2 separate regions of the Homo sapiens genome follow, and region 1 is linked to region 2. Evidence: chromatin loops called from intact Hi-C (ENCODE). Cell type or tissue: CD4-positive, alpha-beta T cell. All regions are shown on one strand. Links, peaks and the distances in the headings refer to the core of each region. The heading gives the core; the rest is flanking DNA. Region 1 holds the start of LOC107987103 (a long non-coding RNA gene). Region 2 holds the start of LOC158435 (a long non-coding RNA gene).

What was found. A loop is a pair of places that touch in the nucleus more often than their neighbours do. Peaks named below come from ENCODE experiments on the same cell type or tissue, not always from the same donor. Only the 100,000 strongest peaks of a DNase experiment are listed, where the experiment ranks them.
Region 1: a loop joins it to region 2, with 2.1 times the contacts of the local background. A loop is called at or near these places in 4 of 110 quality-filtered maps.

What each region holds. Positions count from the first base shown.
Region 1 is chr9:95,809,017-95,821,664 of GRCh38, forward strand. It overlaps ERCC6L2-AS1 (ERCC6L2 antisense RNA 1), which reads right to left. Exons shown (of 3, transcript NR_023390.1): 3 at 1-4,906. LOC107987103 (a long non-coding RNA gene) reads left to right here and starts at 6,323. Exons shown (of 2, transcript XR_001746851.2): 1 at 6,323-6,564; 2 at 7,760-8,005. RefSeq lists a silencer at 10,691-10,985. In CD4-positive, alpha-beta T cell, for the core only: no CTCF peak of the experiment used is centred there; no DNase peak of the experiment used is centred there.
Region 2 is chr9:96,054,941-96,067,588 of GRCh38, forward strand. LOC158435 (a long non-coding RNA gene) reads left to right here and starts at 10,899. Exons shown (of 9, transcript NR_033838.1): 1 at 10,899-10,928. In CD4-positive, alpha-beta T cell, for the core only: a CTCF peak has its summit at 6,467 (motif pointing left); a DNase peak (open chromatin) is centred at 6,481.

The DNA.
Region 1 (12,648 bases), core at 2,412-10,411, 250 kb before region 2:
ACACCATGTAAATGACAAATGAATATCTAGAATAATCAGGTTAGGTTTGCCTTGCTATCATTATCATATATCATATTCCCAATTTCTACAGCTGGATCATTTATCTTTTATGATCAATCACTGCACTAAACCAATGTGTTGATAATCATTTTTTTCAGGTATCTTTACTGTTCAGATTGTTGGAACATGTAACCAGCAAGAATATGAGGCATCATTTACTTTCTTAATCTCTGGGCTTATTTAGCCATTCACAAATATCAGGCTCTTTTAAAAAATATTGGTAGCCTCTAGCAGTTAGAAGGAGGTGAAGGTCTAGGTCCTTTCCCTCCCACTACCTCACCAGGACTTGTTTTTAAATGAAAGCAAGTCTCAGACCAAATTCTGCCTCATACACACGAACATTTATTGGGAGGTAAGTACAAAAATAGCCATGCAACCTCCTCCTCTCATTCTCTTGTCTTTTTAGGTACTTTGGAAAGCATCTTGCAGGAAATATTTACTTTGTTGTGGTCACAACAAAATTTTAACATCAGAGTAGGTGACAGAGATGACATAGGTGGCTCTCCATTAGGTGGGGACCATAGGACAGAATTCTATCCATAAAGAGAGAGAGATTCTGTCACTCCAAAGGTGGTCAGCTGCTGGGTTTGCCAGATCAAGGGAGGAGGTGCCAGTGGAAGTCTCTTCAGCCAACTACATGCCTTAGCATCACTCATTTCTTCAAAGAAAATTTCCTTCTAACAACCCCTGTGATAACAAATAAACCCTCTAGGGCAGATGGAGAAGGACTATTTAAAACCTTTGCCTTGGGCCATTCTGGAACCTAAATTAAGATTAGGGTTTGTGAGTCAACTACTTAAACTCACACAGTTTTTCCTCTGCTCTTACGTAAAAAAAAAAAAAAAAAAAATAGTGAACACAGAAGACTTCAGTGACAAAATGTGGGGGTTTCCCCAGACACCAAGCAGAAGACACAAGCTGAGTGTCTAATTCAATTCAATTCTGTGGCTCATGCCTGTAATCCCAACACTTTGCGGGAGGATTGCTTGGGGCCAGGAGTGTGAGACTAGCCTAGCCAACATGGAGAAACTCTATCTCTACTAAAAAATACAAAACTTAGTCAGGCGTGATGGCATGCACCTGCAATCCCTGCTATTTGAGAGGCTGAGGCAGGAGAATCGCTTGAACCTGGAAGGCAGAGGTTGCAGTGAGCCAAGATCAAGCCACTGCACTCCAGCTTGGACGACAGAGTGAAACTCTGTCTCAAAAAAAAAAAAAAAAAAATTCAGAGGCTATCTACCTGTAGATGGCCTCAGATCCCACAGGTTAAGGGCTCAGTACCCTAAACTGATCTCCCTTTCAGACACCAGTCACAAGTTGGGGCCCCTGGAACATCTGCCCAACTGACTTCAAATTGGGGCTCCCACCACCCACTCTTTGGGTTTGATTAATTTACTAGAGTGGCTCACAGAAGTCAGGGAAACATAGGTTTACTGGTTTATTATAAAGGGTATTACAAAGGATATAGATGAAGAGATGCTTAGAGGGAGATACGGGGGAAGGGGTAGGGAGCTTCCATGCCCTCTCCGGGTGTGCCACCCTCTAGGAAGCTCCGTGTGTTCAGCTATGCAGAAGCTCTCCAAACCCTGTCCTTTTGGGTTTTTATGGAGGCTTCATTCTGTAGGCAGGATTGATTACATCATTGGCCATTGGTGGTCAACAACCTTTCCACCCTCTCTGGTTCCTGGAGGTGGGAGTAGGGGGCTAAGAGTCCCGACCCTCTAATGCTGCCTTGGTCTTTCCTGTGACCAGTCCCTGTCCTGAAGCTACATAGAGGCTGTCAGCCACTAGTCAACTCATAAGCATACAAAAAGACACTATCACTTTGGAGATTATAAGGATTTTAGGAGTTGTATGTCAGAAAATGGAGTCAAAGACCAAATATATATTTGACAAAATCACAGGGTTCTTGACATGTTAACCAACAAATGCTGACTAATCACCCTGAGGCACAGATGAAAGCAGGGTAGTTATCATCTGGTTTGCCTATATTTTAGGTTCTTCTCCCTGTAATCTTCAAAAGCTGTCCTAAGCCACCTTGAGTAAAAACCTAGCCCAGGTTACACAGTATGCTGCTGTACTCCTGCCACTTCCCTGCTGGGCCCCTGGCACCTCCCAGCCCCTCTGTCATCATAATGAGAGCACCACTATTGGATTTCTCCTAAAAAGAAATGTAAGAGCCACACGCTGGAATCCAAATTCAAACGACTGATTTCCCAGAGACCCAGAGGCAGCTCCTTGGATCCACACAGAGTAGATGCTGTGAAGCAACATCTCAGGAATGAAAAATGTGTTCCCTGAGCTGCCAGGAGTTCTGCAGGGGCAGGCCTCACTTGTCAGGCCTCTCCAGAATTGCCCAGGCTGAACACAACAACTTCACCTGAGATGACACCCCCAAGCTGTGAGTTCTTGGAGCAGTCACATTGAAAGACTCACCAATACTGGGCCCCCTTGCCACAACACTTCTGAAGTTTGATCTCAGCTCCAGAACACCCACCTTCTTCCCTGCTCAATCCTGCTTCTTTCTCGTTGCTCACAGATGTTGATCCCAAGAGTACTCCCCAATAAACCTCCTATGCACTAATCCCCATCTATGGGTCTGCTTCATACCTTCTTTTGGAACCATTTACTCTAAAACCATAGGCTTGCAGGGATGCCCACTCATCTTTGCAGCATGTGCAGTATAACCATCCTAGAAAAGTTGCTGGGAGCATCCTGATCTGGAGGGACCCAAGGTATGGCACCAAGCAGGTGTGGACTCTCTGGGGTCCAGTCCATCAGCACCGCCTCTTCTGTGGATGCCTGCATTCTGCTTCAGGACCCTGGTGTCTGGGTTTTGATTGTGTCCTCAATTGTACAAAAGATGATTTTTAAGAACCATGTCTTATATTTAGTTTTCATTTGTATTGAAGTTGTATATGCACCTAGTTGAAAGAATCAAATGATTCTGCAAAGCTGATGTGACAGAGACTGCTGGTTGAGCACTAGCATCATTCCTCACCTTCTTTAATATCAGGGCTCCAGTGTCTTAGCTGAGCACGTGGCTAACAGCTAGACCCTATGCTTCCCAGCCTCCCATGCAGCTGTGGTCCTTATGCCCACATCCTGACCGATGGATGTGTGGCCCTTCTGGGGCATGTTCCTATCAGTTATGCACATGTGCTCTCCTGACCCTGTCCTCCTTCCCTCTGGCTGGGAAGACAAAACTAGAATGGCTGCCTTAGTCCCACAGGTGGAAGCTACGTTTTGAGGATCATAAAGGTGACTTTCCAACCCAGATTGCTTCTCTTGAGATCATATCAAACAGAGAAACTTATACCTACCTCATTTAAGCTTCTGTATTTTGGTGTCTTTTTGCTAAAGCAGCTTAGCCTGTAATTTCATCCATATTGCTTGTTTAAACAAACAAACATACAAACAAACAGTCTTCTCCATCCTCTTTTCTTTTTCCCAGAAGCACCACCATATGTTTAAATATTACATTTCTATTGATATTTCATGTTTAGGCATTATCTATTTGAGTTTCCAATTTGGAAGATGAATATTTCACTGTCTCCTTCTCTCCCACCTTCACCTCAGCCTCCCTTCTCCCATGCATACTCAGCACCCACTCCTCCATATTCCAAAAATACTTATGTTGTAGTTTTGGATAGATCAATAGATATTTAGTATTTATACAATCATGATACTGCAAGTGGTATATAAAACAGTGTACGAGCCAGGCGCGGTGGCTCACGCCTGTAATCCCAGCACTTTGGGAGCCTGAGGCAGGCAGATCACAAGGTCAGGAGATCGAGACCATCCTGGCTAACACGGTGAAACCCCATCTGTACTAAAATTACAAAAAATTAGCCGGGCGTGGTGGCAGCCACCTGTAGTACCAGCTACTCGGGAGGCTGAGGCAGGAGAATGGCGTGAGCCTGGGAGGCGGAGCTTGCAGTGAGCTGAGATCACGCCACTGCACTCCAACCTGGGTGACAGAGCGAGACTCTGTCTCAAAAAAAAAAAAAGTTACGATGGATGTTTTGACTTTCTTGAATAACATTTTGTTTTCCCTTTGAACTTTTATTCTTTATATTTCCTTAGCATCCCATTTGCTTGCTATTAATTCAACCCTAAACAGTGTCCCTATTGTGTGATCTCTCAATATATTCAAACACACTGGGGATATCATTAGCTTCATCTGTTTGAAGAAATCTTCCTAGGGCTTTTTTTTTTTTTTTTTTTTTTTGAGACAGAGTTTCACTCTTGTTGCCCAGACTGGAGTGCAATGGCACAATCTCAGCTCACCACAACCTCTGCCTCTCGGGTTCGAGTGATTCTCCTGCCTCAGCCTCCCGAGTAACTGGGATTACAGGCATGCACCACCATGCCCAGCTAATTTTGTATTTTTAGTAGAGATGGGATTTCTCCATGTTGGTCAGGCTGGTCTTGAACTCGTGACCTCAGGTGATCCATCCGCCTTGGCCTCCCAAAGTGCTGGGATTACAGGCGAGAGCCACCGCGCCCAGCCCCTAGGGCTGAGTATGGTTCCCTCTGGATTGGCTGCTCACTAAGCCTGATGAGTGTGTGTCCCATCTGCCATCTTATAACTGGATATGAGTCTTGGTTCTGTGTCTTCTGATTGCCATGCAAGTCTTGCTGCCTTCAACAGCTGCAAAGGCTGCTGTGGCTACATGACATAGCATGTTTCCTTAGTCTCAATGGAGAGGACTCTATGTGGAAGTATTCTCTTGGTGAAGGGCTTCTCCTGAGAGCATTAGCAACCTTCTGCACAATGAAGGGATTGGAAGTCTCCAAGCTGGATGAATTTCCTCATTCTGGGATTTCAAACTTCAAACTCTTCCTGGTGGGCAGAAAAATGGACACTTAGTTAACAGCCTTTTCAAAAACATGAATTCAAGATATTACTGTTTAATTGCTTCAATTCAATATTCTCTTGACTACATCATTACACATGGACACTAGTCAATCTTCAATTTGACAGAATCCTCAAATATCTTGGGTATGGCACTGATGCATAATCCTTTGGTCCTTGTCCAAGTACTGGTTTAGGTATAACTTATCAAGAATGCCTGGAATCTAAACAGCCAAGTTTAGAGCTTAAACAGAGCCTCCTTCCTCAATGTCCTTCACTGCCAACTAGCCAGAGCACCCCCCAGCTGCTGGGGGGCTCTGAGAAGACCACTTTCTTTGGTGTATTTTATTACAGGCTAAACAACACCCCTAAACAACAACAGAAACTCTCTGAGGTTTCCCAATGCCTTCAAGTGGCTCTGGGAAGGCATTGGAAGGCTTTGGATGAAATTACAGGCTAAGCTGCTTTAGCAAAAAGACACACAAAATACAGAAGATTAAACTATGCAGGGAGTCTGGGAGAAAAGTTAAAGAGAGGAAACTGGTCAACAATTGTCAACCTTATCTTCTCTTCAATTATCTTTCCTAAATTCCGGTATGATTTTGGTTGCTTGAACAATCAGCGTGGTCTGATGAGAGCTTATCAGCTGCGAGTAGCAGGAGAAAGAAGTGAAGATAATTATTTCCCACTTGGAGCTGAATAAAGTGAAGCTAAACCACTAAATGCAGCTCCCTAAACACACACACACACACACACACACACACACACACACACACAGAGCAATACACAAACTCAAAGCTTGATAATTTTAGTCTGGCTATTGATATTTCAAAATTGCATGGGAGAAAATTGTTATGAGTTGAATTCCAGTTGGTTTCAAAGGCATTTCTAAATTTGTGCTTTTATACCTGCAGTCATTACCTCACGTTTCTGAACGTCTTCTACAGAGCCTATGCCAGGCGCTGCTGGCTACATACACAGGTCACTAACAACAAAGCAAGGTGGGATACATTAAATAGCCAATGGGATGGGAGAGGAGGAGATGGGACTTTATCCGCATTTTAAAGAAAATATACAATGCCAAGGAGGGGCAAGCAGTCCCTGCAAGGGGAGCGGCATGAACGTGGGGAGCAGGGGAAAAGACGGGCCTGGCATGAATCTGGCACACTCAGAGAGCAATGAGTTTGTGTAGCGCAGCGGATTCAGGTATAGGAGTAATAACGGCCCCTGTGAGGCGGTAAATGGACTCTAAATTTCGGTTGAGCATCAATGCCGACTTAAAGGATTCGCACATCTTGAAGGCATTGGGAAACCTCGAAGGGTTTCTGTTGTTGTTTAGGGGTGTGGTTTGGTTGGGGAGAGAAGGAAATGTGATATATACAAGACGCTGCTTTGGGATGAGTCATCTGACCGTGGTGTACAATGGATCAGAATGGAGAGAGAGTGGGAGTGTTCGGATTGTTGCGGAGGCAGGGTGAGGAGCTGGGAGCCTGCGCTAAGGCTACCCATGACCTACAGGCTGTGCGAGCCACGCTGTTTCCCATCTTGTCTCCGTTCATCTTCCTCGTGCCCTATGAAGTCGGTATCCGGCTCCATCTTACAGACCAGGAAACTAAGAGCAGGCAAGGTCCAAGGCCACATAACAGGTAAACGCACAAGTGGGACTGGAACTCATTTTTTTGTCTTGACTTCGAAGTCCATGTTCTTTCTACTATGACACATCAGCCTCTTTTTTTAAAAAATGGTTAATAATAGCGGTGACAGAGGACGTGGGAGGGACCCTATTTGGAAATGAGTTATCTATCCTTGCAGACTCAGCGTCCTTACATTGCACCACGACAGCATGAATAAGTCCATATCCTATTACTTCCCACTTGGTACTTAGGGAGTAAAAACCATTCCATGCTGTAAGAGTCTCTCTGAGTGCTAAGTCTTGTGATCGCGGTGAGATGGAAAGTGAGTAGCCAAACATGTTTCAGGTTTGTGGGAAATTGCAAAGGACAAGACAGAAATCATAAAGACGCAATTGAATTACACTGTGTCGTGGCCCCTGGGATAACAGCTGTTTTCCAGGTCTACAATCGTTCTCATTAGTAAATTAAAAACTCGAAGCTCCCCATCCGCGGCCTTGCGCTGCTAGGCCACGTGGTGACAGGAAGCCCTGTGTTTGTACAGGTGGGGGAGCGAGCAGGCTTGCAAAGTGGGTGGCGGGAAGCTCTGCCTGGAGCACAGGTGGGGAATCCGAGCAAAAGCAGACCCCGGCAGAGGCCCGTGTGTTCCGGCGCTGTCAGCTCCCCTCTGCAGAGGGTGGCGTGGAAGGCAGCCCTCCTTAGGCCGCTGGGTCAGCTCAGGGCCAGATTCAGGGAATGGTGGCTGGGCTCTCTCTCCACCTAGGAATGCGGAAGGATTTGGTCCCCTGCAAGGCCAGTTCCTCCTTCCGAGCAAGTACCAAAAAATTACCTCCAGCATGATACCTCTGTACACAGCTAAAAGCAACCCAAACTAAACAACATGCCTTTTGAGAACACAGGGAGGAATGTCATCTATTTCAAAAAGGACAAGGGTTTTAAAGCAAAGGGAAAAAGCATCACGAGACCCAGGAAAGGGACTACCTCCAGTTCCGGGTTTGGGGAGGTAGGAGCCAGGATGGGGGCACCTTGCCGATGGAGGCACGGTGTTGTCAGGGTTCTGGTTTCCAGGTTGCCTGGTGAGTCCATGGGAGTTGATACAATTATTAAAAAAAAAAATTCTCCATAGAAAACGTAGAGGGGCGTGCATGGACCAACGGGGAGAGTATGTCAAGAACCAAAGATTATTATTAATCCATTTCTGTTCACCCAGGTGCAAAAAGACAGACTGGAGGGAGATGTATGCCAGGACCCCTGACCGGCCCTCTTAGCTTGCTGGAGGGGCTGGGTGCAGCTCACTGACCTGGCCTTCACCATCTGCTGCCTGCTTGGCTGTGGAGCCACTGATGCCCACGTGTAGAGGGCACAGACCTAGACAGAAATTGCTCATTGAAATGAGTAATGCTAGAAAAATTCACTTGAACATGGAGAACGGTAATAAATATCTAACTCTATTGGGCATGTAGATGTCAATGATCATTTCGTCTATTAAAGGACATTTAATATCAAATAGAAAGTCAGAAAACTTAAATTTGGGAGCCTGACCTACAACAAAGCAGCCTTGTAATCTCAAGAAATTAATTTTCTCCCCCAGAGGCAGAATCATCCAGGTATACCTTTTATGGTTTCTTTTCCCTTCTTTTCTTCCCTTTTCCTGCACTTCCCTCCCCTCTACTGTCTTTTTCTCCTTTTCTTTCCTCTCTGCTCCATTCCATTTTGTTTTATTTTACTTTCTTTCCTAACCTGAAACATCGTTTCCACTCTGAAAGAACACAAAATGTTTAGAGTTTAGGCTACATGACCTCAGAGACACCTTTGGCACTAACATTCCTGCCCTGCGTGGGCCGGGGCAGGGCCCTGGGACCTGTAGTCAGGACACCAGGCAGCTGCCGCCCTCTCCAGCTGAGACTGTCCAGCTCAGAGCCATCTGGGGGGTTATTCGGATATTTCCCGTGCCTTATCTTGTTTCTCTCTTTTTCCTTTTTTCTTTCTTTCTTCTTTTTCTTTTCTTGGAAGAGAGAAACAGGCATGAGCCTCCATGCATGACTTCTCTCTTCATAGTTAAAAAAAAAATCTCAACTTTTCCATACCTTGAAATGTTTAAAACACAGAACTAGAGTCATAGAAAACCAGGAGAAGAGAAAGAGAGAGAAAAAAAAAAAAGGCAAAGAGATTAAGATAAATGTGACTTTATGGTAGTCTGAGAAAAGCCAATTGACCACAATTAAAATAAAACAATGTATCTTTAAATGTGTGCTCTGAACTTCTCTCACAGCCAAATTCATAGGATTAAAACGTGCTCCTGGTGAGATGTCACCATTCATGCTATGGCTGGGAGGTAAAAATTAACTCAACAAAAATGTATTGAGGAACATCTACGTCCCTGTGTTAGGCCCCGGAAAAAAGAAATTAACAAGTCAGACAATGTCCCTGCCCTCAAGGACCTTACATGGGGAAAACAAGAACCAACTTTAAATTAATAACTATAGAACATCAAGCCAGGCTGAGACAGGTGGCACTTAACAAAGGAGATGGCCATGGGAGCTGAGGGGCATTGACACCATGACATAGTGGTCAGAGAAGTTTTCTCTTCTGGGGAGACATTGGGTTTTTTGTTCGTTTGTTTTTGTTTTATGTTTTGTTTTTGAGACAGGGTCTTGCTCTGTCGCCCAGGCTGGAGTGCTATGACCCAGTCATAGCTCACTGTAGCCTTGACCTCCTGGGCTCAAGCGATCCTCCGTTTCAGCCTCCCATGTAGCTGGGATGACAGGACTGTGCTACCACACTCCACTACTAAAAAAAATATATAACTATATATATAATATATACATATAAATATATATATATTTTTTAGAGTTGGGGTCTCACTATGTTGCCCAGGCTGGTCTTGAACTCCTGGGCTCAAGGGATCCTCCCGCCTCAGCCTCCCAAAGTTCTGGGATTACAGAATGATCTGTGGCTCCCAGCTGCTGGCGAGACAGTTGACCTGAGCCCTGAGTGAACGAGAGAAGCAGCTAGGTACACATCTCTTGAATGAGCTTCCTTGGCAGAGGGAACGGGCTGCCCACTGCCCAACCCCTGAGGGAGCTGAGATGTGCCTGGCCTGACTGAGGATCAGTGGAGGCCTATGTGGCTGGAGTCGCTATAAGATTTACAAGGCCCAGTGCAAAATGAAAATGGAGGGTCCCATGTTCAAAAATTATTTAAACCTTCAAAAAGGCAACAGCAGAACAATGACCCGAGTGTGGGGCCTCTCCAGGCTGGGGTCCTGGGTGACCGTACGTGTCACCTGGCCAGCTCTAAAGGCAGCAAGGCAGATGATGAGGTCCGTCTGAGGACTTAAGGCTGATCCTATGTCTTGGTAAGCCATTGCAGGGACCTTCAATTTTCCTCCAAGTGCAACAGGAAGCCATTGTCAGATTCTGAGTGGGGAGTGGGTGACCCAATATGCTTCTAGCAGGATATCTCTGACTCCTGTGTGGAGGTGAGCCTGGGGAGATTAGGGTCACAGCAGGGACGCCAGTGAGGAGTTCCGGCAGGGGCCTGGAGAATCGCAACAACTACAAGAGAGAAAGAAGGACATGCCAGGTGCAGTGGCTCATGCCTGTAATCCCAGCACTTCGGGAGGTCGAGGCGGGCGGATCACCTGAGGTCAGGAGGTCCAGATCAACCTGGCCAACATGGCGAAACCCCATCTTTACTAAAAATTAGCAGAGTGTGGTATCGCGCACCTGTAATCCCAGCTCCTCGGGAGGCTGAGGCAGAAGAATCGCTTGAACCTGGGAGGCAGACGTTGCAGTGAGTCGAGAAGGCAAAGAGCCTTCACTCCAGCCTGGGTGACAGAGGGAAGCTTCATCTCAAAATAATTTAATAAAAGAGAAAGAAGGACACCTCTCTCTCACCATAATTGGATGCAACGCTGCCCTTACCACCCCCAGCATTTGGAGATTTCTGTGTGTTCTTTGGCTCCGGCCATGAGTGAAACTGCTCTTGGGCTGGAGTAGATGTGGGTCCCATGCTAAAAGATGTGTGGCAGAAAAAGAAGCCGGTGCTGCAGGCACCCTTTACCTTCCAGAACGCATGCACCTCTGCTGCTGTGATGCCCAGTGAGGATAGGAAGCAGAAAGAACATAATTACATCCTGCAGGAAAATCCTCTCCTGTAGCGCCCTTACTTGGAATTCTATTTCTCTTTCTTTAAAGGAAAAGGAAATTCCTGAGGGCTTAAAGAATGTCTGTCAGTGCCTCCCTCAGGTGTCAGAAGAGGGGAGGTTTGGAATTCTAACAGAGCTGAGCCGAGAGGAAAGGCCAGGCTTGAGGCGTGACCTAGTAGGTGGCCTCTGTAGGTGCGACTGCACGCCTCTCCTCCATGGAGGGACCCAGGAGACGCCGCCTTCTCAACAGTGCTGTGAGGGCAGACTTGGGTGGCGCTATGGGAGGGAGATCAAGGATGCTCCTGCCCGAAAAGGGAGGCAAAAGTGATTAAGAAACAAAAAGGAAGAGGAAAGAACAATGAATGGATGAAAATGACCTGATATATCAATACAACAGAATAATATTTAACAATAGAAAGAATTACGGATGAACCATACACACAACATGGAGAATCTGAAATAATGTATGCTAAGTGAGGAAGTCAGACAGGAGTACTGCTATGTGACTCCACTCACGCAACACTTCAGAAGATGCAAGCCCAGCCTTATAATGGGAAGCAGATGAGTCCGTGGTTGCCAGGGATGAGGAGTGGAAGGAGGAGCGAGGAGAGATGACGTGAGGAGAGGGAGGACGGAACTTTTGGGGTTGCTAGATATTTTCATTGCCTTCTATGTGCTGATGGTTTAATGGGTATAATTCATACATCAAAATTTACCAAATCGTACAGCTTAAATATATGTACCTTATTGCGTTAATTGTATTTTGATAAAACTGTACTTTTTTTAACAAAGAAAAAGAGGGTCGGGTGTCGTGGCTCACGCCTGTAATCTCAGCACTCTGGGAGGCTGAGGCAGGCGGATCAAGAGGTCAGGAGATCGAGACCATCCTGGCTAACATGGTGAAACCCCGTCTCTACTAAAAATACAAAAAATTAGTCGGGTGTGGTGGTGGGCGCCTGTAGTCCCAGCTACTCGGGAGGCTGAGGCAGGAGAATGGCGTGAACCCGGGAGGCGGAGCTTGCAGTGAGCTGATATCGCACCACTGCACTCCAACCTGGACGACAGAGTGAGACTCCGCTTCAAAAAAAAAAAAAAAAAAATAGGAGTAGTACTAGCGGACTAGCATTAGCCAGCCATTTATGAACCACAGATACACTTTACTACAGATTCGTGCCTATTCACAGCAACGTTGTGGTTACTTACCCACATTTGTACAAGAAGGAAGAGGTCAAGTAACTTGCCTAAGGTCACTCATTTAGAAACAGAGGAATTTGACTTCAAAGCCAATCTCGTGTTTTTTCCATCTTGCCAAAACCATGATAGTGGGGTTGTTTTTTTTTTTTTTAATGGCCACATATTACTCTCCCCTCATTGACTTCTCCCCTTCATTCTGTATGGGCTTACAACTGCTTCAGACAATAAGTATGAAGAAAGTGACTATATAACTTCCGCTGCTAGGTCAGAGAAAGTGACACCGCTTCTATCTCTTCTAGTCTCTTGGACTCTTGTGCTTGAAATACTTGCTCTTAGAATGTTTCCTCTTGGAACCTATCAGCCGTGCTATGAGAAGCCCAAGCCACGTGGAGAGGCCCCATACTTGTAAGTGGTTTGGTCAACAGTCCCAGTAAGTCCGGCTTGGAGCAGCCCAGCTAGGCATGCGAGAGAAGACACCATCTTCAAAGTAAATCCTCCAGCCTCAGTTGTTCCAGTCTTCCCAGCTGAGGCCCCAGACACCACAGAACAGAGACAAGCCATCTCTACTCTGTCTTTTCCAAATTCTCAATCCACAGAATCTGTAAGCCTACTATAAAGGCTATTTTATGTCACTAAATTTGGAGTAGTTGGTTATGCTAGACAACTAGAGTAGTAATTTTGTCTTGGGCTGGCTTGATGGTATAAGTGGATCTAAGCAATATATCCATGGTTTGGGACTATATTGACTACAAAAA
Region 2 (12,648 bases), core at 1,983-9,982:
AAGCCATAGGTTTCACTGGAGCTTAAGGGAACCATCAAAAACAAGGAATTCGTAAACAGGATTCAGTGTTTGCCTGGCATGGGACCACTATTTTTGCTGGTCCTCCTTTTTCTAGGCCTCTGTTTCATTGAGAAAAGTTGTAAACTGTGTGCAAGAGAGGCAAAAATGTGTTGCTCAACTTATAATGATTAGTCTGGTGCACCGTCACTAGAAGGTTGAGATGCGTCATCCATTGGAGGGAACATTCAGCAGCCTAAACAAGGATGCGTGGAAGACTCCAGTTGACATGGGAAGATATTCGTCATATATAGCTGAATGAAAAAAAAAAAAACTTACAAAAGAGCATTGTAGTGAGATGCCATTTTTTGAAGAAATCATATGTGTGTGTGTGTACATGCATGTGTGTATTTTTAAGTCATGAAGAAAAGGTATGAAAATGACACAAATAGTTAACTTGGCAGGTGGGATTCCAGGTAACTGTCATTATCCTTTTGCTTATTTGCATTTGATAAAAGAAAAACTTCAGCTGAATTAAATTTAAAGGAGTGTAATTGAGCAATGAGTGATTCAGGTATGGAGCAGCCTTCCCAGCCAGAGTAGGATCAGGGACTCCAGCACAGCCACGTGGTGGAAGACTTATGGACAGAAAAAGGAAAGTGACCTACGGAAAACAGAAGTGAGGCACAGAAGCAGCCAGATTGGTTACAGCTTGGCATTTGCCTTATTTGAATAGAGTTCAAACAGCTACATTTGATTGGCCAAAACTCGGTGATTAGTACAAGTGGAGGCTAAGGTCTGTTTACACCTATACTTGTTATAGTTCACGATGTACAGAAAAACCTTTAGGCCAAACTAAAAATAGCTAAGGAGGCAGCTTCAGGTGAAACTTGATTTAACACATTTTTAAAATGAACATGTATTTATCATCTAAAAAAAATGTTATGGTATGAAAGAAAATCCCTGCCTGCAACACCTTAGAAACAGACTGAAGCCCCAGGACCACCACAGAGCACAGCCACAGGGGCCCTCGCCATCTTGCATTCTTTGATCCTTGTGCAAAGGAGACCCTCAAGTCCACTCTTCAATTCCTCACTGCAGCCCTGGACTCTCCTAGTGCTTACTGGAAATAAGGCACTGTTAAAGGCAAGGGGGGGAAAAAGACTGGCCCCAGCGTCTCAGCATAGAAGACTGGGGACCTGAGATGAGCCTCTCTGGACATGGCAGGTCTGTGTAAGCCAGCCCTGTGTGCCATGACCTTTTCTCTATGGCTTTACATTCTTCCCTTCTGTGCCCTCTCCCTTACCTCTAAGGGTGGGGCTAGTGGTGATAGTGCTGGTACAGATTCTGGAATTCTGATCTTACAACTTCAGCCAGGCATTGGTCTCTGCCTTCCTTATGTTTCACTTCCTATTTGCAAAATGATAATGCTGTTTCCTAGTCTAGGAAACAAAGAGGCCCTTCAGGGTGTCATTGGACTCTCTGCCTGCACCCGCATCCCTTCCAGCTGGGCTCCAGATGACATAGATTAGCCAACGCTTTCTGTGTCCATAACCATCGCCAGTGATCCTTTGGTTAAAGACATCCCCAGATCATATAAGGTCTTCTCACTTCCCAGCAAAGCGCCTGAGTGACCTCGTTCTGGAGACATACAATCCAAGCCCTCTGCCTGTCCCTCATTTGTGTGAAAAGCACTCTTTTGGGAGGTGTCTTTTCCCTGGTACTTCTCTCCTGAAGATAGCAATCTTCTCCCCTTTTCAGGTGTCTTTCCAGTTTTAGATTCTATTGTGTTCTCTAGAGAGTTTGTAAACGTTCTCTTTGAAGAAAAGTTTCAGATTGAGGAAGGTTCTTAAAGCCATGATACTCCCGAGGATGAATGGATTTGCTTCTCAGCATCTTTTTCTGACCTCCCTTTGAAAGGATGGAAGGCTAGGGATATTTGACAGCTAGTGGTCTAAGTGTTAAGAGGGATTGGGCCATATTCTTTTTCTTTCAGGTATAACTTCTCTTATTGGAATATCTTCTCTGTCTCTCAACTTTTATATTCTTGCACCAGAGCTGAACAAGTACAGCCAACCCCAAAGGCCTGTGTTGGTGGGGATCAGGAAGTGTGGCGGAAGCCCCTGCCTCCTGCAGGCTGTCAGGGTGATCACTGCCCTCCACCAAAACTCATACTGCTCCAGGTGTTCAGAAGCCATGCCCATGGGTTGATGGAGATGCTCCTGAGCTGTGAAGACCAACAGAAGGGCCGGAAGGCAGAAGAAACACAGGATGTGGCCAGAGACATAGTCAGGTGCTAATACCCAGGGCAGCAGCACCTTTAAAAGGCCCCACTCTCACAGGGGCAGGGGCAGGACCTGGCTGGGCCCTGACTGGGAGCTCATCAGCAGGGGGAATGAGTCACATGAAAGGCTCCACCCCTGAGCAACAACATTCAAGACAGCATGTGATATGGGTTTGGGTGTTTTGTGCCTTCCAAATCTCATGCTGAAATGTGCCCTCCAGGGCTGGAGGTGGGGCCTAGTGGAAAGTGTTTGGGTCATGGGGATGGATCCCTCATGAATGGCTTGGTGCTGTCCTCACTCACTCTGTGAGTTCACATGAGATCTGTTGTTTAAAAGAGCCTGGCAGCTCTTCTCTCTTTCTCTCTCTTGCTCCCTCTCTTGCCATGTGACACACTGGCTCCCCTTAGCCTTCTGCCATGATTGGAAGCTTCCTGAGGCCTCACCAGAAGCTATTGCCAGTGCTATGCTTCCTCTATAGCCTGCAGATCCATGAGCCAAATAAACCTCTTTTCTTTATAAATTACTCAGCCTCAGGTATTCCTTTATGGCAACAAAGAATGGACTAACACATGCCATGAGGATAAACTCATAAATTAACAAAACAGAATAGAGTCCAGAAACATACCTGTATGTGTACGTTTAATTGATTGTGGACAAGGTTGCTAGTTGACAGGGAAAGAATTGTCTTTCGACAAATGGTGCTGAGACAAGTGGATAGCCACACACAAAAGAACCAACACCATATCCAAAAAAAAAAACTCAAAATGGATCAGAGACCTAAATGTAAGGTCTAAAACCATAAAAATCTTAGAGGAAAACATAGGAGTAAATCTTCATGACCTTGGATTTGGCAATGAAGATACAGTCTGTATCTTAGATATAACAGTAAAAGCATAAGCAACAAAGGAAAACAATAGATAAATTGAAATTAGAAATTTTTTGTGCTTCAAAAGACACCATCAACAAAGTGAAAAAATAATGCACAGAAAGGGAAAAATATTTGCAAATCATATATCTGATAAGGGACTTGTATCGAGAATGTGTAAAAAATTGTTGCAACTCCATAATAAAAAGCCAAGTAACCCAACTGAAAAATGAGCACAAAGTCTGAATAGATATTTCTCCAAGGAAGGTATATACAAATGGCACATGAAAAGATGCTTGGCATCATTAGTCATCAGAGAAGTGAAATCAAAACCATCTCACACCCACTAGGATGGCTAGGATAGAAAAGTCAGACAATAACAAGTGTTAGCAAGGAGGTGGAATCATTGGAACCCTCATACACTTTGCTAATGGGAATGCAAATGGTGAAGCCACTTTGGAAAACAGGCTGGTAGCTTCTGAAAGGATTAAACAGAGTTGCCATATGACCAGCAATTCTACCATTACGTCTATACCCAAGAGAAATGGAAACAGGTGCTCAATCAAAAACAGCACAAATGTTCAGAGTAACATAGTCCATAATAGCCAAAAGGTGTGCATAACTAAATGTCCATCAGTGGATGAATGGATACACAAATATGGTATGTCTGTACAATGGAATGCTATTCAGCAGTAAAAAGGAATTGTAGAGGGCTTGAGAGATTTGGGGGCTGATCAAAGAAAAAGAAGTTGACCATGAGGGGTAGTGACACACGCAAGCTTTACTGGACGGCGCTGGGACAACATTGCATGAGTGGGGAACTCCCTTGCAGCATGAGACCTTCGAGCAGCTTATGGCGGGGGCTTGGGGGGGGGGTTGCACCTTCCAGAAGGGGAGGAGGCAAGGGAAACGGGAAGGGGGCCAAAAAGGAGGCTTCTGTGCCTAGGAGCTGCTGCTTGGCAGCACAGAGGGGAGTCTCTGGGTCCGAGAGCCTTGGAAGGTAGTAGCACCTTGGGGCTGTTCTTAAAACCACGAGGCTCAGTCTTATCAGTGTCCGGCAGGTAGTGAGTGAGGTCTCCTGGGGAATGCAAAGCAGGCAGGCCCTAAACGGCTAAAAATCTGCTTGTTTCTGCAGTTCTCAAAACAACTGGATGTGTACATTTCTGAGTTTGATGCCAGTGGGGTTTTGAGCTCAGAGGTCTCAGCCTTCAGTGAAGAAATGAACAACCTAGAGGCCACTGCCCAGAAGCCATCTTTGGCTCATTTATACAAGAAGAAGGAAGTGCTGGTGTGTGCTACAATGGATGACCCCAACCAAATTGTGCTAAGTGAAAGAAGCCAGACATGGAAGACCGCATACAATATGATTCCACACCAAACGTACAGATGAGGCAGGCAAATCTATAGCGCAGACAGGAAATGAGTGGCTGCCAGAGCTGGGAGCAGAGTGGGGATGCTAGGGGTGATAGCTAGAGGGTACAGCATTTCTTTTTAGGGTGATGAGTGTTCTAAAGTTGATTGTGGTGATGAGTGCACAACTCTGTGAATATATTAAAAACCATTGAATTGTGCACTTTAAATATGTGAATTGTATGGTATTCAATCAAAGCTGTTCCAAAGAGAAAAATAGATGAAAACTGAAAAACAAAGGCTCAACCCACAGGCTGCTTTCTCTAGTGCTGAGGTTTCAATATTAAATGAGCAGACTGGCCCTTCGTAAGTGAGAACACAAAAGCTGCTTAAACAGGTACCCCTTTGAGTGGAGACACACTCCTGCTCCCCAGCCGGAGTCCCCAGGTCTGGATTTTTGGATGACGTGAGCCTTGTACCCAGGCTGACAAGTAATATTAGACCACGTGTATTCTTTTTTTTTTATAGCTCAAATGTACAGACATTACAGAAAATTTGCAGAAATAGTATTAATACAAAGAACACCAATATAACCTTCACCCAGGTTCACCCATTGTTAACATTTTGCCGCATTTGCTATATCACTCTCTCTGTTATCTATCTATTTATATCTATCATCTATGTATCTGTCATCTTTCTTTTTTTCTGGTTTTTTTTTTTTTTTTTTTTTTTTTTTAGATGGTGTCTCACTCTGTCACCCAGGCTGGAGTGCAGTGGCACGATCTCGGCTCACTGCAACCTCTGCCTCCCGGGTTCAAGCGATTCTCCTGCCTCAGCCTCACGAGTAGCTGGGATTACAGGCATGTGCCACCATGCCTGGCTGATATTTTGTATTTTTAGTAGAGACAGGGTTTCACCATGTTAGTCAGGATGGTCTCAATCTCCTGACCTCGTGATCCACCTGCCTCAGCCTCCCAAAGTGCTGGGATTACAGGCGTGAGCCACTGTGTCCAGCCTGTATCTGTCATCTTTCTAGCATCTATCTATCTATCTATCTATCTATCTATCTATCTATCTATCTATCTATCATCTATCTATCTATCTATCTCTATCATCTATGTATCTGTCATCTTTCTAGCATCTATCTATCTATATCTATCATCTATGTATCTGTCATCTTTCTAGCATCTATCTATCTATCTATTTATCTATCTATCTATCTATCTGTCTAAGAGAGAGAACATAGGGTATGTTTCTGACCTCTCAATTCTATTTCGCTGATTTGTAAGTTTATCTTTATGGTAGGGACACGCTGTTTTGATTACTGTTGCTTGAAGATGGTACCTTTAGTGTCACTCATTCTTCCAACAAACAAACTGCCACAGTCAGTCCCCAGCCCAAGCCCTGCCCTTGCCCCTAAGGGTGTGGTGCCTTTTAAAGGTGCTCCTTCCCTGGGCATCAACATGTGGCTGTATCTCTGTGTTTCTCCCCCTTTCCAGCCTGTCTGCCATCTTTCTGTTGGCCATTTTACAGCTCAGGAACATTTCCATGGTTTTGTCCTACAAGCCCCCATCAGAGGGGATGGATCCGAGCAGGAAAGGCTCTGTTATGGGTTGAATTGTGTGCCCTCAGGTTTCCTAAGTTGAAGTCTTAACCCTGAGGTACTCGGAATGTGACCATCTTTGGAGACAGAGGCTTTACAGAGGTCATCAAGTGAAGGCAAGCTCACTAGGGTGGGCCCTCATCCAGTGTGACCAGTGTCCTTGTGAAAAGGGGAAAGGTGGACACAGAGATATGCTTACAAGGAATGCCATGTGAAGGGAGAAGATGGCCATCTACAAGCAAAGGGGAGAGATCTTCCCTCATGGCCTCACGAGGAACAGCCCTGATGATGCTGGATCCTGTGGCTCTCGCCTCCAGACTGGGAGACAGAGAACTTCTGTTGTTTGTGGTGCTTTGTCACAGCCACCCGAGTAGGCTCCTTGCTCCCCCTCCTGGTCCCTCAACCACAATGTTTCCCCTTTGCCTTGATGAATATTTCATTTGAAAAATGGCATTGGTTGGTTTAAAAGAAAAGTTTGGAAGTTCCTTATTCTTATCCACACTTCTCTCAGACGGGCGTGCTGATGCCCGCTGAAATGATCTATCTGAAGTTACAGAGTCCTTTCTTATGACTCACCATTTGCTTTCTTGGAGGATGAAGAAAGGAAGGAAAAGAGGGAGGGAGACTGGACCCCAGTCCCTGTGAGGCTGCTGGTGGCTAGTGAAGAAAGAGCATAGCTGCGTTGGCTTTGCAAATCAGCACAGCCAGCCACATCTCATTCTGCTGCAGCCTCAGGGAAGCAGACGTAGCCCTGTGTGTAGCTGCAGCATGGCCGCTAGCCTCCTGGGTGCAGATGCCATTGCCTAGCTCAGCACTTCCCCCTCCATTTGCTCCTGGGCCGTCCCTGCCTTCCAGGATGTGCTTGGGTGACTGGTCACTGGGCTTCTGGGGACTGTCAACTCCTAGAGGTTCTGAAGCAGCTGTTGCAAGATTATGAAGCCATTTGGTTTGTTTCACTGTTTTCCCTCCTCATCTCCTCTCTTTAAATCTTTCTTGCTCCCCTGTCTTGCATATTTGTGATGGATAGAGGTAGAGAGAGTTCTGGTGCTTTTGGTTTTACAAAGCTCTGGATCCAATCAGTGTTGCCAAAGATTGGATCGTATCTTCTCTAGAAGCTTTTTGTAAGTTTCTTATGTTCATTATGTCACTTCCCCCTCCCTCCACCAGAAAAGCTTGCATCAGCAAAAGTTGAAGTTGTTGCACGTTATTACTGGAAATGAGTTAACTTAAAACATGCTTGTTTAGGGAACCCACAGAAGCCATGCTTTTGTACTGACTCCATGCCAAGCCATTGTTTCAGTGTGAGGGCCTAAGTCTGCCCTCGTGAAGTCCTCGGCCTTGGGTGCTATAAGATACACAGTCTCTAAAACCCTTTGCTCCAAGTCTCCCTTATTTCGATGACATCTACTCAGAACCATCACTGGGCTTCACCCTTGCCCTTATTCTGTGATCCTGGTAGAAGGGGCAAGGAACACTACCTCAGGAACAAAGGTCACAATGGAGCGAGGTGCTACCCTTCTCCTGACAATGCTGTTATGACAAATGGTGCGGCTGCATCCCACTGTAACTTTACCTACAAAAACAGGCAGTGGGCCAGATTTGGCCTGCAAGCCTCTTTTTTCTTTCTTTCTTTCTTTCTTTCTTTCTTTTTTTTTTTTTTTTTTTGAGACAGGGTCTGGCTTTGTCACCCAGGCTGGCGTGCAGTGGTGCGATCACAGCCGGCTGCAGTCTCGACCTCCTATGGCCTGCAAACCTCTTGTTGATAAGTCACTTCACCTCTCTGAGTCCTAATGCCTTCATCTATGAGTTCTCCAAATATCCCCTGTGACCTTTCAGTTCACAGGTCCCAAGCAGAGTCACTGGAACAATTCGATTGGAATCCCCACCTGCCCTGAGGTGGCGCATCAGCCCTCTCTTACTGTGTCTCCTGGAATCCTGAGTATGTGTGTGTGTGAATGTGTGTGTGTGTGTGTGTGTGTGTGTGTGTGAATACAGTATACATCTCTGTGTGCGTGCACATATATCAATAAATAATCCCATAATCCCTCTGCTGTGTGTGGCCTCCTCATCTGACCACCCACCTGTCTGTGTTTACCCCACTAGTCTACACTGAAGTCAGGGCCCCACTGCTCAAGCTCTACACAAGCAGTTCAGTGTCATGGCCCAGTTTCTCCATGCAGGTGCCACTCACAGTGAGCTCCATGCCTCAGCCACCTGCCCTTGGTCCCTGACTCCCTTGACCCCCAGGAGAGCCAGTTCTGTCTCTGCCTGCCATCACTGCCCATCTCCCCATGGCCGGGAACATGCCTCTTCCCACGGCCCTGTGCTTGGAGCCCGGATGCTGTATTTTATCCCATTTTATCTCCCCAGCCCCCATGAGAGTGAGGCTCCCTGGTGAGGAAGGCTTGGTGTCTTCAGGGAGCTGTAAAGGAGATATCTTTGCCTGGGTGTGCCACTCTCTTCTCACGGCACACCAGTGTCCCACCCACCCAGTGTGCTGAAGGCCTTCCTTACCTGGGGAAGTTTCCTACTCAGGGGATTCTCTGCACTCCCATTTCCCAGAGGGTCCCAAGTCCTTCGGACATTTTTGAATCTCACTTGTGGCTTAAGTTCTTTTGAGTGGGGTCTTAGGAAATTCAGGCCAGACGACTGGACTCCAGTTTATGTGACCCTGAGAACTTAGTCACAATTAAGATGGTTCTGTCTGCCCGGAGCACACAGAGGCCCCCTGGGAACCAACACACAACTCCACATCCCACCAACTCTGAGTCTCAAGTCATCCAAGACGCTCCCTCTCTCTTGTAAAATGAGTTTTACTCTATTGTATCTTACTGCCTTGCAGCTCTGAACTCCCGTGACTCCCCAGCAATACCTAGGGGGAGGAACAGCAAAGTATTAGAAAGGCCTTCCTTGGACTAACTGGTGTAACTGGGAAAAAAGGTATAAAGCCTGTGACAATTCTAAACACCCTGGCTGTATACAATAACTCCAGATTTGGAAATATGACATAGCCTGTGTTTTTGGCTACTACTAGTAATTAAACCTGGATCTGTTTCACCCGAAGCAAGAGCACTAGTGGGCCTGGAAGAGTGAATGCAGAGCCGTGTGGCTCTGGGCTCACTGTGCGAAAACCCAGAGCCCTCCTTCCAGCAAGGGAGCTTTGCTGCACCAGCACTCATGACACCCAGGGCTTTAGCCAGTTAGAGTCACATTGTGCAACTGACATGCCCATTCTCCCAGGCCAGAGTGACTGCTGGATGTATCACTTCTCTACTGCTATGAGAGAAACCACCTCAACGCCTAGAGACTTAAAATGACGACAATCGATTATCGCTCTTGATTCTGAATGTTGGTTTCTCCACTGGTTCACCTGGGCTCGCTCACATGGCTGCATTCAGCTGGAGGGTCAGCTGGGCTGAAAGGTCCACTTGGCGGTCAAGCCTTGGAGATCACATAACCCCACCTCTGATGCAGTCTGTTGGTCAAAGCAAGCCACATGTCATGCCCTAATTTAAGAGGAAGGAAAACAGATTCCACCTCCTGATGGAAGTCGTGGCACAGTCACATCACACGAGATCATGGGCTAAATTGATGCAGCCATCTTTGGAAGTGGTTGGAGTAGCAACACAGGTGTGAAGTCCTCCTGACCACTCCTGGCTTTATGGGGAAGACCTTGCAGGAGAGGCCTACATTCCTCTCTGGACAAAGGCCTTCTTTGTAGGAAGAAAAAAAAAAAGGAAAAAAGGACTCTGACATCTTTGGTTTGGGGCTCAGAATGGAGTTTCTGCCTCTAACTAGTTACAACTATCTAGGTTGCAAGTGACAGAAACCCCATTCAAACTAGCTTCAGCCAAAAGGAGAAACATTACTGTGATCGTGGATCCCAGTGGCAGGAAGGCAGCAGCCTTGGGCACTATAGGAAGCAGAGGCTCCATGCCCCAGGACTCTCCTTGCCTCTGCTTCCTGTTTCTCTGGAGCCCTGGCTTCCTTCTCTCTGGCTGTGGAGTGCATTCCTCCCTGTGGTGACAAATACAGCTCCCAACAGCTCCAGATTTTACAACTATTGGCGAGAAATAGACCCTGTCTCCTGTGTAGTTTCAAATTCAAATATATTGGGGAAAGAATTCACTAACAATGAGTTCAGGGCTTGTCTGTAGAGCAGTGAACTATGGGCAGGGGCAGGGCCAGGCGATACTATCAAAGCTGCCATGGAGCCATGTTGGTGGAGCGTGGCAGGGCATCTCGAGGGAAGGTGTGAGCAGGCAAATCCATGGGCATCCACTCAACAACCTCAGAGTGGACAGGCGGGAGTGGCTAGAGGGACAAAGCCCAGGGGCAGGCTGCCTGTGCTGGGGTCTCCATTTCACCACTCGTTAGCTGAGTGTCATTACTAAATCCTCTGTGCCTCCATTTCCTCATCTCTGAAATGGGCATAAGAGTTCTTATACAGTTTGGAGGATAACAATGCATTCATAGTTCATATATGTGTTACAGTTTTGATATGTGTCCCCTCCAAAACTCCTTTTTAATTGAATCCCCAGTGTGGTAGCATTGAGAGGTGATTGGGTCACAAGCGCTCTGCCCTCATGAATGGGTTAATTCATTCGTGGATGAATGATGAATGGATTACTGGGTTAATGGACTGATGGGTTATTAGGGAGTGGAATGGGTGGCTTTATAAGAAGAGGAAGAGAGACCTGAGCTGGTGCTCTCAGCCCCCTCATCATGGGATGCCTTGCACCACCCTGGGGCCCTGCAGAGTCCCTGCCAGCAAGAGGGCCCTCACCAGATGCACCCCCTAGACTTGGACTTCCCAGCCTCCAGAAATGTAAGAAGTAAATTCCTTTTCTTTATAAATTACCCAGTTTCAGGTATTCTACTACAAGCAATAGAAAACAGACTTAAAATAATATGCGAATGAAGTCTTCTCAAAGAATGCTTGAGTCCATAGCGTGTGCTCACAATGTGTTAATTGTTAGTAATAAGAGGAACAGAGTTGATTCTACTGATTACATTGATATGCTATGATGCAATATATAGAAGTCCAGAAAAGTCTTTTCTTGTTTCCTGGAACCGAAATGATTAATTTGGGGGAAAATGTATATTAAGGGTCTTTTGTCTACCTCAGAACTGCTCCCCGGGCTTTCACAGGGGAGGTGTTCCCGGACCTCTTTTATGCACGGATGCACTTGGGGGGACTGCCCCATGCCAGCCACTGCTCTGCAGATGCCATGAGGAATGGGGGCCGACTCCCTGCAATTGAGTGCTGGGGCATATGCCGGGTTTCACATGTAAATGTGCTTTTCTAGGAAAGTAAAGTTTTCTCAGGCCTAAGGTTGTGTCAAACACAGCAATTTAAAAAAATGTCACAGGAGATGGCCTGAACTAGATTTTGGGCTGCACACCACAGGAAACCTTCACTTCTGGTCTATTCAAATAGTTATTTTCTTCAATTTTCCAAAATTCCCTCAACTTCTGCCACCAACCGTCCACCCAAAATTAATCTCCTTTATTCTGCTGTGGGTCAAAGGAAGGGAAGGAAGATTTCCTGAGTGATTCTTTGGGCAAATGCCATAGACCTAACTCTGCACTCAGGTGCGACTCGTACATACTTTGTCTCCATTTCTCTTCTCCATTTCCAAAATGAACTTTCCTGGAATCATCTTGGTGAAGAACAGCCTTTATCTCTGGAGAAGGCGCTCCCAGAACACCTCCCATGTTTTACTATCCTCACCGGGCCACCAAGGCCTCCGAGGGCCAAGTCCAGGGCTCCCAAAGTAAGCAGGACCCACAGACCCCCATGCCCCCTTTGGGGACAGCTGAGGGGGGCTGGGTGTCCCTTTAGGAAAATATTTGAACACAGCCGGTGCCCTCCTTCCTGCCACCCATGTGGTTGTGTTTTTAAATATGGCTTGAACTTGAAGCAGTTTCCATTTATAAAAATTCCTTTGCAAAATGTTCTTTCCAATAACAATATTCCCATGTGTGCCTTTGCTTCTGATATTTTTCTTATAAATTAATCTGCTAAAACAGAGTCCTCTTGGCCTTTGGCTTTTGGTGTCCGCAAATGATCCCGCCCCCACCCTGCGGTTTTGGGACCTCCTGCTTTGGCTCTGGGACCCAGAAAGTTTAGACCGCCTTCTTTTCATTCCTGGGAGCTTATCTTACAGGGTTTCCACAGTCTGTGCAGTGCTGAGGGCCAGATGTGCGGCAGCGGCCTCCACACAGCCTCCAAGGCTGCTGGCCCCAAGCAAGCCCAGGCAGGTGGCCTCCAGGGGCACCGCACATGCCCCTCCTGCTCCTTCCCACCACCTTCCACCTCTGGGAAAAGAAAAGACAGGCTGCCTTCTTACTTTGTGTCCTCAAATACCAATGACCCCTGCTGCCAGGGTTCCCGATTTGGGCTCAACATAGGCGTCACATTTCAAAATCCCTGAGCCAGGCTCCACCCATGCCCATCAGAGGGGACTCCATAAAGGAAGGACCCCAACAGGAGGGTTTTTGGAAGCTCTCCGTGACTCCGATGTGCCGCTGAAGTTGAGAACTTG